3 separate regions of the Homo sapiens genome follow, and regions 1 and 2 are each linked to region 3. A link is a contact called in ENCODE Hi-C or POLR2A ChIA-PET data. All regions are on one chromosome and are shown on one strand. Each heading gives the region's core, a stretch centred on a gene start or an enhancer-like site at or near the end of the contact. The rest is flanking DNA. Distances are from core to core; before and after follow the strand shown.

Region 1 (4,280 bases), core at 773-3,272, 33 kb after region 3:
TGAGGCATATGCCACTTTCTGGCCGCACAGTCTCTTGTTCAGAGTCAGGCTTACAGAATCCCCCATAATTTCAGTTGCCGTTTTATAACTTAATTATTGGAACTGTCTGCCCCAGCATCCTTGGAAGTTTAGTGCTCACTCCACTAGATTGTGTTTCTATAAGGCACTGCATCCAGCAGGAGAGAAGTTAACAGATTTTCCCAGAAGATGTTTTTCTTCTATGTTGCCTTGGGCCACAGCCATATCAGACAGCACTTGGAACTTTTTTTTTTTTTTCTTTTTCTGATGGAGTCTCCCTCTGTTGCCCAGGCTGGAGTGCAGTGGCGTGATCTCAGCTCACTGCAACCTCTGTCTCCCAGGTTGAAGCAATTCTCCTGCCTCAGCCTCCCGAGTAGCTGGGACTACAGGCGTGCGCCACCATGCCTGGCTAATTTTTTTGTATTTTTAGTAGAGAAGGGGTTTCACCATGTTAGCCAGGCCGGTATTGAACTCTTGACCTCAGGCAACTGCCTGCCTTGGCCTCCCAAAGTGCAGGGATTATAGGCGTGAGCCACCGTGCCCAGCTGGAACATCTTGAAGTTTGGTTTAGTGGTTCTGATTATTGTGTCCTCGCAGCCCAGGAAGTGTGGTTTCTAGGTTACAAAGGACATTCTGACTTGTTTTGTTTGGATTTAATTCACACATCATTTAAAGTATGCTGTTTACCAGTGAGAGGTCTTCCTATTCATGGCAGGTACCAATGATTACCTTCCTCTTCTGTGATAATATGTTATTTGCCCCACTCTTTCCCACACTTGTAAGTTTATTGGCTAAAGTGTCCTAAAAGCCAGAAAGGGAATTAAAAATTCAAGTGGAATAAGCCCTAGGAGTTCTCGCTACATGGAATAATATATCAGTGAATCAGTCTCTCTCCTTATGCCTTTCTCTATCAATACATAGAAATTTAAACTATGCCTGATCCTGGCAGGGTGTTCTCAGAAGCATCTGTTTTACAAAAATAGTTGCTCTAGCAGGTGTGAGATATGAATTACATGAGGTTCTGTGAACCGAGAGACTGAATGCCTTGCCCACATGCACCACTGCTTGTAGTTTTGGAATATTGATCTACACGCTGTATTATTATCAACTTTGCAACAGGGAAAGTAGTTTTGTGAAATTAAGACTGTTAGAACAAAGGCAGGCTACTTGGCTTTGTGGGGAAAACTGTGGGTTTGGGGATTTGACAGACCTGAGTTTGAATCTTTCTTTTACAAGTTATGGACCTTTGACAAGTTACTTAATCTCTGTGACCCAGCTTTCTTCATCAGTCAAAGGAAGATAATTTTTACCTTGCAAAGTTACTGTGAAGATCTAACGAGGGTAAAAAGAAAGTGAAATATGACATTGAATAGGGTCATTAATGTGCAGTAATTATTTTAATTACTAAAAGCAAAACTGGTAGGAGTTTGTAAATGAGTATATACATTGATAGGAATAAAACTTAATGTCCTCTAGGATAGCTACTTTTCCTTGTTTTCCTCATTGAAGTCATTCATTAAGTCCCCAGGTAGCACTAGGCCCTATATTCAAAACAGTTTGCAAAAATATCTTACAGCCTGGTTGAAATTAATGATGTAGTGACAGTAATGTCATGTAACATAGCCTATTCAAAATATGGATGGAGAGTCCACGTTACCAAATTGGAGTGTAGGAATGCCCTTACCTGTCTGTTTTCCTTTGACAGTCACATAATTTAGGCATTTGATAAACTGCTAGTTTACCATGTGACTGGCAGAGAGCAATAAAGAAGAGATACTGGACCCCAGCCCCTCATAGAGCGTACGCTCCAGCAAGAGAGACAGACCATAAGGAAGTAAACAAAAAGCAGACAAGAGGTGGTGACAGGGCCTTGAAAACAATAACTGATGAGAGAGGAATTGGGAGAGTTCACTTTAGCCAAGATGGTTAAGAAGAACCCTCTCTGAGGCAAGACCTGAAGAATTATTGCAAGCCACCTCTGGGAGGAAGGAATGATTCATCCTAGTGTTCTAAGCATGGTTTGCGTAGACAATTATTATTTAAATATTTACCCTAATAGCATCATCATGACTGTACAATTCTGTGTATTCCTGTTAGGAGATTCCTTGGCTGCTTTTCACCTCATCATCATTCTACCCATGTGTCTATCCTGATTGTGATACTGACTTCATAGAAGGTGATGAGTATAGGAAACAGTTGCTAGTCTAGTCCATACAGTGGCAACTCATTAGAAAGGAGTGAGCCAGCATTGAAATTCTCATAAGAACAGAAAAGTGGAATTGAGATGGTCTGAGTACTCTAAATGAGGATGGGAAAGGTAAGTCAGGTGATGTATTAAGGGGCATGTAGTTCTTTGGGGATAAAAAAAGAAAAATCTAATGTGTTTTTATGCTCAATTTAATTAAGTTATAATGTATTGGGGGTATACTAACTCTTTTAAACTATACATCTTTTTATTGACTTTCTGCCTAGGAATTTTAGTTTTTACAGTAAACATGGAGTGAAAAATATAGTTTTCATATTTCTCTTCACTACCTCTCCAATTTCCCCTATTAGTAACATCTTGCATTAGTGTGGTAAATTTGTTACAATTGATGAACTAATATTGATACATTATTATTAACTAATGTCTGTAGTTCAAATTAGAGTTCACTTTCGGCATTGTATATCTTATGGGTTTTGACAAATGTATAATGTCATGTGTCCATCATTATAGTATCACACAGAATAGCTCATTGCCCTCAAAATCCCTTGTGCTCCACCTATCTATCCTTCTCTTTCCGAATCCCTTGCAACCACTGGTCTTTTTATTGTATTCACAGTTTTGCCTTTTCTGGAATGCCATATGGGTGGAATCATATATGCAGCCTTTTCAGATTGGCTTCTTTCACTTAGCAATATATTTTTAAGGTTCCGCTATATCTTTTTGTGGCTTGATAGCTCATTTCTTTTTATCACTGAATAATATTCCATTGTATGGATGTATCACAGTTTGTTCATCTATTGAAAGACATCTTGGCTGCTTCCAAGTTTTGGCAATTATGAATAAAGCTGCTATAAATATTCATGAGCAGGATTTTGTGTGGTAATAAGTTTTCAGCTCCTTTGGGTAAATATCAAAGGGCATGACAGCTAGATCACATGGTAGGGAGTATATTTAGTTTTATAAGAAACTGCTAAACTCTCTTCCGAAGTGGCTGTAGCATTTTGCATTCTTACCAGCAATAAACGAGAGTTCTTTTTGCTCCACAGCCCCACCAGCATCTTGTATTGTCAGTATTTTGAAATTTAACCATTTCATAATAATTTCTGTAGTTTAAAGAAAGCTGTTTTTAACGTTTAAAATACAGTAGACTGTGATAATAATATGCTTTGTCTTTTCAGATTTTGGTTATATGCTGGATTAAGTACTATTCTGCCAAACATGAAATTCTAGCTCAGCATAGCCCTTCCTTATGAACAGGGCTGCCCTTTGAGGAACTGTCTTCTCAGCCTCTCAAAGTGAAGGTTCTTACCTGAGATAAGGCTAATAATAATATACTTAATTTTAATAAAAACGTCAAAGACTATTGTTGCTTGCTGAGGACCTTAACCTAACAGGGACCCAGAACCTCTCTTCCCTCCAACAACATTTGTCCCAGACCCCTACCCCATTCAGTATCCCTTCCTGAGTGTCCCAGCTCCCCAGGAGTTCTCTCATGAGCCATGATAGCACCCTGTACTCCAGCCTGGGCTGAGCAAGACCGTATCTCAGGGGGTCGGGGGACATCTCAAGTTAAAAGACTTTCACCTTACATGGTAAAGACCAATATAATCCAGTTAACATCAACAGAAAAGTAAGATCATGCCCACCATGGGGAGTTGGAGAAGCTATAGTTAACATTTATAATGCATTTACCATGCATATATCACTTATTTAATCTCTCCATGAGGTAGATATTAGTCACATTTACAAACATAAAAATTGGCACCCTGTGACGTTCAGCAGTTTTCCCAAGTTTTAGGCAACTGCCAGGGTTTAAATCGGGTCAGACTGACTCCAAAGCCATTTTCTTTTCCTCTATACCAGAATTTTGGAAATGACATATTTAATAACAGTGCTTGAATCACTGTTAAGTAACTATTTTTAAAAGCAGTCATTTCAACATTAAACAGGGAAGGGAGAAAAGTAGATATTTTTTACATTATGCCATGTGTACATTTCAGAGAAGTTACCTGTAAAGTTAAGGGGATAAAAGGTTCCATGGTCACAGTATCTTCCA
Region 2 (4,199 bases), core at 766-3,265, 42 kb before region 3:
TTCACTTTCTTGTATTCCTCTGGTGCAGGACGAAAAATCCCTAAGATAATTTGTTACTGGGCTTGGCCCCATTTACTCCACCACTTTTTTCCATATATTTTGCATCTATTAAATACAAAAGGCAGTTGACTCTGTGGGCCAGGCCTGATAGGATTTTCATCTGTATCATCTTCAGGTAGACAGCCTGTGTGAACCCAACCTCATAACAGGTAACTCTGAAAGCATCAGTTCAGCTCTTAGAATCTAGGAGAAAAGCATTCTGTATCTCCCACTTTTACTATATTCTGTAACAGATACTTTTCAGCAAATACATATGTACAGTTTTCCTCAAGTATGTATGTACAATTATAAACACTGTCCATGTGCAGCCATGATTTTTATCTAATGTGTTTGTCACTGAGAAGTGTTCAGCTTCTGCATTCTGAGAACATTTAGTAGAAATGATTTCCTAGAACTAGGGCCCAATAACATATGTCATTTCTCATGCTGTATCTCATTGTGCTGTTTCTGACTAGCCATGATTTCTTCTTGGCAGTTAGCAAAGCTCCAACTCCCTTGAGGAAGCCTATAATATTCTTCGTCATTTTTTTTCCATGCTGGCCATAGCACTTAAGAGAGCAAGTCAGAGATGATAACTCATGCTATAGTTCTGAAGTGGGAAGCAATTATTTAATACTGAATATAAGCAGAAAAGACTGCTTATATTAAATATAAGCAGTATTAAATATCACTCTGTCTTCAAAGGTGCCCAAAAACGAGAGCTCCAGTGTGTGCAGCCTGACTGCTAAATAAGGTGGAGGCTTCTGCATATGCTTTAACGTGCAGGCGTGAAACACCATGGCAGAACCACCACTAGATCTCAGAGGCTGTAGTGGGAAAGATTTAAATTTAACAAGAAAATCTTAAATCTAATAAAAGCATTTGATATTTATGAATATTGCATGTTCAGCATAAAATAAGCCCATTTTATTTCACTAAGAAGCTCTCATTTCTGCATATATAAATGTAAAATGAAAGATATAATCTAGAGCCAAAGAAAGCCCTGTTACTGTATTTCCTTTGTGTTTATTCATGCATATTTGTATATATATTACTAAATATGGTTTATTTTTTATACTTATTGATGGTGTATGCTCGATTTTTTTTTTTCATAATGGTTTAAGCTGTAAGAAGTTGCTATCACCCTTGAGCTATCCTCCTGGAAACCTCTTCTTTTATTCCCCCATAAATTGGTGTGTATATTTGGTTTTAATACTGTGTCTGCTGGGGAAATGAAAAAATGATAAAGTTGTCACAATCAGGCATTTTCACTGGGGGTTGATCTCTGAAGTGAACTCCTTATGCCAAACTCTTCCTTCCATTTCCCACTCCCCTTCTGTGTTTGTCCTGTGTGTTTGTTTCCTGACATCTAAAAAAGGAGGAAGATTTTTCTTGTCAAGGGAAGGTCTCATTTCTATGTAACCACTAAGCATCGGACTAAGAACAGAAAGAAGAGCTGACATGGCTTTGCAGCTCAGCCAGGAGCTTTAAATAGACAGAGGCTGTGTTTTATTATTGCTCTGAATAGTTTAGCTACCTCCATTTCACAGCCCTTTTCTGAGTGCTCAGAGATGGTAGCCCTTTTGTAAGAGTGATATTACCAGAGGGATCAGTGGCTGGTCTGCAGCCAGGACTCAAACATTCCTCAAGACACTGAGGACTGCCTGCAGTGACAGGTTCAGGCTGACTGACAGAGCCCAAGGAATGAGCTCAAACCAACCTTTTGCACCCAACTTCCTTTCAAATGAAAGTGACAGGGGTTGAAGGCTCTCATGGCTTTTGAGGTACCTTTTGGAAGCAGACCCAGAAGAGATTATTTGGAAACACTTGGTAAAGGGGTGATGGCACAAATTTCTGTGATATGTAAGGAGAAATATTATGTAAATTATCAGGTTTCTCTCAGTGCATGTGCTTTAAATGACAGATGTGACTTAGTTTTTGAGTAAACTTTGTCTTCTCGTTGATCCTCTTATGTAAACCTAATCATTGTGTTACTTAGGATATTGCCTTCTGAATCACTTTAGTCAGATTCCAGGTAGAGCTTCCCTTTGATCCCTGAACCTACAAGCTATCCAGAAGATATTTTAATGGTCAAAGAAGGTGGTACTTGCAGACTTAATTTACCAGGAAATGTAGTCATAGCTGTTTATAGCTATTTTAAGCAATCACTGCATAGAAACTGAAAGTGTAAGAAAGGGAGGACTCACGTAGCTGTCTTTCTACCTTGTTTTGTGTTTCATGCAGCAAACATCATTTTATTATACAAGGAAGGATATAAAGGACACAGTATTTTTTTTTTAATTTTGGGGAAAGTGCTTGAATGAAGTTTCATGGAATTATCTTTATTTCCCAGAAAAGAGAAAACTTAATGATAATGTGAATTTTCAATTTTAGAAATGAATCTTCTCTGGCATATTGAAAGTACTTCTAAGAAAAATTGCTTTAAAGTGTGAGTAGGATAAACTAAAGTTGGAATGGACCTCTCAGGAATCTGATATGACTTTTTGTTAAAAGATAGATCTAAGTTCTGCCTAGTTATATTATGTGCAGAATTGGGAATGGAAGATAAATACGAAGCTGAAACTGTTACGAAGGTTTGCTGGGTACCTAATAGTGGTTTGGGAAATATAGGTCTTTTGGGTATCAAAACTTTCTTTAGCAGAGAAGTACTTGAATTGCACAATAGAATTGTTTTTACTTTAGCTAACAAGATGTCGTATATTCTTATGACCTACAGATTTTAAACTAAGATCTAGAAAAATACTTGTAGCAATGATCAATAGACCACATTGCTTTTTGAGTTCAGGTAGGTTACATAATCCTGGAATACAGCTTTACCTCATTATCTAGCTAAATTTCCTTTTGCTTTGAGGGTCACAAGTGCTAGTAGGAATCCCTGGTCGCTGGAATGATTTTGTATAAATGTAAGGAAAAGGAACAACAGTGCTGAAACTTGAGGAAATAGATCCTCAGCAATATCTCACTACTGTGCTGCTTTTGAAAAGAAAGTGTGATTTTTATTTATTTATTTATTTTTTAAGATGGAGTCTCGCTCTGTCACCGAGGCTGGAGTGCAGTGACGCGATCTTGGCCCACTGCAACCTCCGCCTCCCAGGTTCAAGCGATTCTCCTGCCTCAGCCTCCCGAGTAGCTGGGACTACACGCATGTGCCACCACGCCCAGCTAATTTTTTGTATTTTTAGTAGAGACAGAGTTTCACTGCATTAGCCAGGATGGTCTTGATCTCCTGACCCCGTGATCCACCCTCCTCGGCCTCCCAAAGTGCTGGGATTATGGATGTGAGCCACTGCAACTGGCCAAAAGTATGATTTATTAAACAAAAGTCTGAGGCTGATGAAATTGAACACTGACTATGAAGGAACAAAGAGTAGGAAAGAGCTCAAACACTTAAAATAGTTAAAAGTTGCTTTGACTATATTAAAAATGATGATTATAGTTCGTATTTTTAAGGTGTGGGGAAAATATGTCATACATTTTGAGGTTGAAGTTTTATAGATGTACATTTTCACTTGTTTTTATTTTTTGGTTTGTACTGTGTTTTTATTTATACTTAACAAATAGTGGTTTTAGGTAATAGTTTCTTGAATACCTAAGGTAATCTCTGTACAACAGAAAAGTAGTGTTGAAGTTAGAGCTCTCAGAATAGGAGGTCTGAAGAAGTAGTAGTTAATTAATTTTAAAACTCTAGGCCGGGCATGGTGGCTCATGCGTGTAATCCCAGCACTTTGGGAGGCCGAGATGGGTGGATCACCTGCGGTGAGGGGTTCAAGACCAGCCTGGCCAACATGGCAAAACCCTGTCTCTACTAAAAATACAGAAATTAGCCAGGCATGGTGGTACCCGTCTATAATCCCAGCATACTCGGGAGGGTGAGGCAGAAGAATCACTTTAACCTGGGAGGTGGAGGCTGCAGTGAGCCGAGATTACGCCACTGCAGTCCAGCCTGGGTGACAGAGCGAGACTCTGTCTCAAACAAAACAAACAAACAAAAAAAACCACCAAAAAAAACAAAAAACAAAAAACAAAACAAAAAAAAAACCTTAAAAAACTAATGGACTTGAGAGATGCCCTGGACTGACTTTTTAATCTACTGGTCTTCAATGACTTTTTCTCTGACTCAACAGTAGTTTCATAAAGCA
Region 3 (4,074 bases), core at 1,457-3,956:
TGTATTAACTTTATTAAAAATAATTTTATATTAAAACCCAAAGATTTGGGTTCTAGCTCTACTACCGTATTTTTCTACTAATCCTATAATTTTCTTATCTGTAAAATGTGAAATTCTAACAGATTTTCATTCATTCATGTTTTCATTCATTAAATATGTGCTAGACATTGTTATTGTTAATTTTTAAATGTTAACCCATAAATAATGATATTGTTCCTTCTCATAATTATGCACCATGTTTGTGTTTTCCTTATAGCAGTTTATTTTCCTTATTTTTTTGGAGGGAAAAAATTACCTTAAAAAAAAAACTGCACGAAATAAACTGTCTTTCAAATATGTCATCGCCAGAGATTGTAGTCTCAAATATTTATCTTTAAATAATTACATATGGATAGGTGATTTAATCTTAGTCTAGCAGCTCAATGATGTATGGAAATTCTTTTTGTCAGTCCCACCGGGGGAGCATTGATTGCTAAACAGAATATTGGGGACTGATATGCAAGATTAGGTATTTCTTTTCTCCAGAGAAAGTAATAGAAAATAGAAATTTCATGCAAATGTATGCAGTGGATAGTTAGTTATGATTCCCAAGTATTCATCTACCCAAAGTAAATGTCTCCTGTGCAAACAAAATATTTTCTTTGATTTTGTCATGCTGAATGGAAAACTGATTATATTAAATGTTCCCCTATCGAAGTCCACTTGTAAATGACTGCAGCAAACTGTAAAGGGATGGAATAGAGAATTTCAGCACTTGAAGGTTTTCACTGCACAAATGAATTTTATGAAAATCTAATGATCAGATGTTAATTATGAACTAGTTAATTGGTTTTCTTGATTAAAAAAGAAAGGTGAGAGCATGAGAATAATACACTTTGCATGTTTTAGCAGTGGAGATAGTAGATTGGCACTTAGTTTTCAGATAACAGGAAGACTAAGAATTAGGTAATAGTGCAATTGAAATACCTTTATGCATTCTCATTGTCTTTAAGGTGAAGGTGGTAAAGATGTAGGAAATTGATAGTTACTAAAACGTTCATCCTTTCTAATACACTTGAGATGGAGATTCTTCAGCAGAATATTAAAAGATGTGTTTATACACTTTAAAGTGAGTTATCAGTCTTTTTCCTGATTATAAGCCATTGCTTGTTATGTGCTACAGATCATGACTAATTTTAATGTGTAATTCGGATGAATTAAATGTGAAAGTAGAAGCCTAAAGTGAATAATGGAGCAGATTTAAGAAAATTATCATGGCATATCTTAGAGCCATTTCTTTAATTTTTGTAAACACAAACTTAATTCTTCTGTTGCCGAAGTGTCATGGGAAAATAACAAAGTCAATAGAATTCAAAATGCAAAACGTTAAAAATGGTATTTTGCTCATATGGGCATACTCTTTTGTGTTCTTTTGTAAAATACTTTGTCATAAAAAATTAAAGCCTTCAGTAAAGGACAACTATGTGACTTTTTAATAAAATAGTTATTATGAAATTTTGAGGGCACTCGGGCATTTTATAACTCATTCTCATTTTTGAAGAGGAAAAACGTCCTTTACTACTGGAAAGAGTATTATAAGTGATTGCTTTTTTCCCTTTTTTTTAAAACGGAAATTTCTCACATAACCTAGGTAGAAACTTTTGTAGGAAATTGGATTTGTAGTTGGCATTTGCTCTGTTCTATATTTTAGATCATAACTACTTTGGACAATTTCAAAATAAAAAGATGGAATTTTAGGCAACTTGTAATTTAAGTTCAGCCAGGTTTGAAATATCTGCTGTGATTTATAGAGACAAGCTTTGACCTGGCTAATTAACAAAAGCGCATACTAGGGCCAATCTTACAAATGCTTGGACAGTAAAATTAACTCCGTTTTAAAAGGTGTAGGTATTCTCTTAAACTCTTCAGGAAACTTTGCCAGAGCATTACATATCATCACTGAATAAGTGATTTTTTTTTTTGCTTGTACTTAAGGTGTGATTTGTTTCTTCTGAGTTATTAGTTCCCTTGTGTTATATCCAAGTCTCCTTTGGGTATAAACTCAGTCAAAAAAAAAGCTCATTAGTCTCTTATTAAGTGATCTTTTCCTAAACTCTGAGTGTTATTTCCTAGCAGGTATTAAGGATTCACTAGTTTTCCTTTTGTTGCATATTATATCATGACTAGATCCCAATTTAGTTTTCAGACCATAAAGGACTTATATTTCTATATTTCAGTAATACATATCAATATTGATTTTAACGTCTTATAAAATTAATACCTTCTCTATATCTTTACTGGGATTTTTGAAAGATGTAACTAATAATACAAGTTTACTTAATAATATTGTTGTAGCACTAGTCTTTAGTAATTGTCACCAAAAATATTTGAGGAATTTTAACCCAAAATTCAGTAGTTCTGATTAATACAGAGCTAGTAGCAGAGGAAAGATCACAAGTCCTATTTTAATAGCGTAGATGCCCAGATACCAACCACATATGAGGCTTCTGTTCCAATTGTCCTGCTTTCAGAAAATTCAGGAAAGTGTTTTCAGACTAATGAAAAGTTATCAGCCTGCTGCCCAGAATACTAAATTGTTTTCTTCCTTTGTGGTGATAGTTTGTGATTTGAAATAAACCATTTATGCCAAAAAGAAAGTTATATCAACTTCCTCTTTGTGGCAATTCACTATTTACCAAGCAGGACTGGAATGTTTGTATACATCGTGCCACCCAAATGTAATCGTTCAGAGGAAGTGACTCAGAACTTTAAGATGCAAATTAATTGAAAGTGACTTTAGTAGGAGATCCACTTTGCCGTGACTGTATTATCCATCTTAGATCATAGGCGTAAGAATTGTTACTTACATACATCTACTATGAATTGTTATAGAGCAATTCTTGTTAGTTATTTATATATTCTAAAGAGTACTGACAATGGACACCGATACATTTAAAAGCAAAACAAATGAACAAGCATGCTTGTGAATCCAACGTGGCAGATCTCTGTAGCCCCTTAATGGTATTTAGAACTGGTGATTTTTTTAAAGCATTAGTCCTTCACATATTTTTTTTTTTCTTCCTGCCAATGCGTGTTTTAACTGTACTCTCTAGGCTTATTGTGGAAGGAATTGGTTTAGGCACATTTTCTGTGGTGTGTTATTGTGAGTGATAATAAATGCATATACTGGTATCTGTTTAGTTGCCAGTCTCCTTTAGCTCAGGATGCTAACCCATACATGTTTTAGATTTGGAAGTTGTCTGATTGGTACTGTATTATAAAACAATCTAGAGTTTATTGTAGCAAGAGCATTCCTGGTTTTTAGCAGAATATTCACTGAGTTCTGTTTGAAATCATAATCATTCTGTAACTGATACATATTTAGAGGAATTCAAGCCAGTTTGGTATTATACATCTGTCCTCATATCTTAGTTGCTTCTCTGATAGGAAGGAAAGGTAATTTTTATTGAGTGCCTTCCTTGTACTGAATGCTTGGTACACATATAATCCTTACATGATAGTGACATTGTCTGGCCTTGACTAGAAGACTAAGAAACTAAGTGTTTCAGTTGACTGGGGGGAAAAAAAATCCCTGTAGAGAAATAGGATCCAAAAGAGAAAAAGTAGAAAGACTTTTTTTTTTTTAAGAAAAAAATGATAATCCAAATATCAGCTTTTAATTAAGCTGACTTTTGACCATAGAGCTCTTTCAAAAACTTTTTAAAAAATTTCTTATTACACTTTAGCTGAGAGAAACAGCTAACATTCCTGGCTTTTTAACTTCTTTAAACTGAAGGTACCTTCCAAGTGACTCAACACCAAAAACAATAAACCTTTTATGACTTAACCAAGGAAGCACAAATTATCTCCAAAGAGGCGGAAAGCAGGCCTTACAAGATCCAGGACCACCCCCAAAGACAGTTCAAAGAAAGCAAAGTTTGACTAGCTGCAAGCAGGGGACAACCCATGTTTTTGCTTGGCAATATTCTCTAGGGTCTCAGCTTCCCAGCTGACTCTCCACACAAAGGCCTGACAACTGTGTGCCCCATGGATGGATGATTAAAGGAGACAGTGAGATAGGAAATCAAAAGCTGT

The links. A loop is a pair of places that touch in the nucleus more often than their neighbours do. ChIA-PET counts read pairs that join two places held with the same protein, here RNA polymerase II (POLR2A). Pooled maps may share reads with other maps.
Region 1: a loop to region 3 is called in a map of PC-3, with 4 times the contacts of the local background. The contact joins two enhancer-like sites. A Hi-C loop is called at or near these places in 3 of 168 maps with a recorded cell type or tissue (PC-3, adrenal gland and endothelial cell of umbilical vein) and 1 of 50 pooled maps. POLR2A ChIA-PET finds 5 or more read pairs at or near these places in 3 of 52 experiments (BJ, Caco-2 and PC-3).
Region 2: a loop to region 3 is called in a pooled map, with 2.5 times the contacts of the local background. The contact joins two enhancer-like sites. A Hi-C loop is called at or near these places in 2 of 50 pooled maps. POLR2A ChIA-PET finds 5 or more read pairs at or near these places in 4 of 52 experiments (GM12878, Panc1, activated naive CD4-positive, alpha-beta T cell and 1 more).

Annotation. Positions count from the first base shown.
Region 1 is chr11:108,927,374-108,931,653 of GRCh38, forward strand. The region is part of intron 17 of DDX10 (DEAD-box helicase 10); the gene reads left to right. Among named protein-coding and RNA genes, the nearest start is that of DDX10, 260 kb to the left of the region's middle. Within about 2 kb of position 2,023, at least 5 of the 41 ENCODE cell types and tissues checked have a DNase peak (open chromatin) inside an H3K27ac peak, as active enhancers do; they include PC-3 and endothelial cell of umbilical vein, where a contact is called at or near this core.
Region 2 is chr11:108,852,401-108,856,599 of GRCh38, forward strand. The region is part of intron 16 of DDX10 (DEAD-box helicase 10); the gene reads left to right. Among named protein-coding and RNA genes, the nearest start is that of DDX10, 190 kb to the left of the region's middle. Within about 2 kb of position 2,016, at least 6 of the 41 ENCODE cell types and tissues checked have a DNase peak (open chromatin) inside an H3K27ac peak, as active enhancers do; they include endothelial cell of umbilical vein, where a contact is called at or near this core.
Region 3 is chr11:108,893,310-108,897,383 of GRCh38, forward strand. All of the region lies in intron 16 of DDX10 (DEAD-box helicase 10), which reads left to right. Among named protein-coding and RNA genes, the nearest start is that of DDX10, 230 kb to the left of the region's middle. Within about 2 kb of position 2,707, at least 7 of the 41 ENCODE cell types and tissues checked have a DNase peak (open chromatin) inside an H3K27ac peak, as active enhancers do; they include PC-3 and endothelial cell of umbilical vein, where a contact is called at or near this core.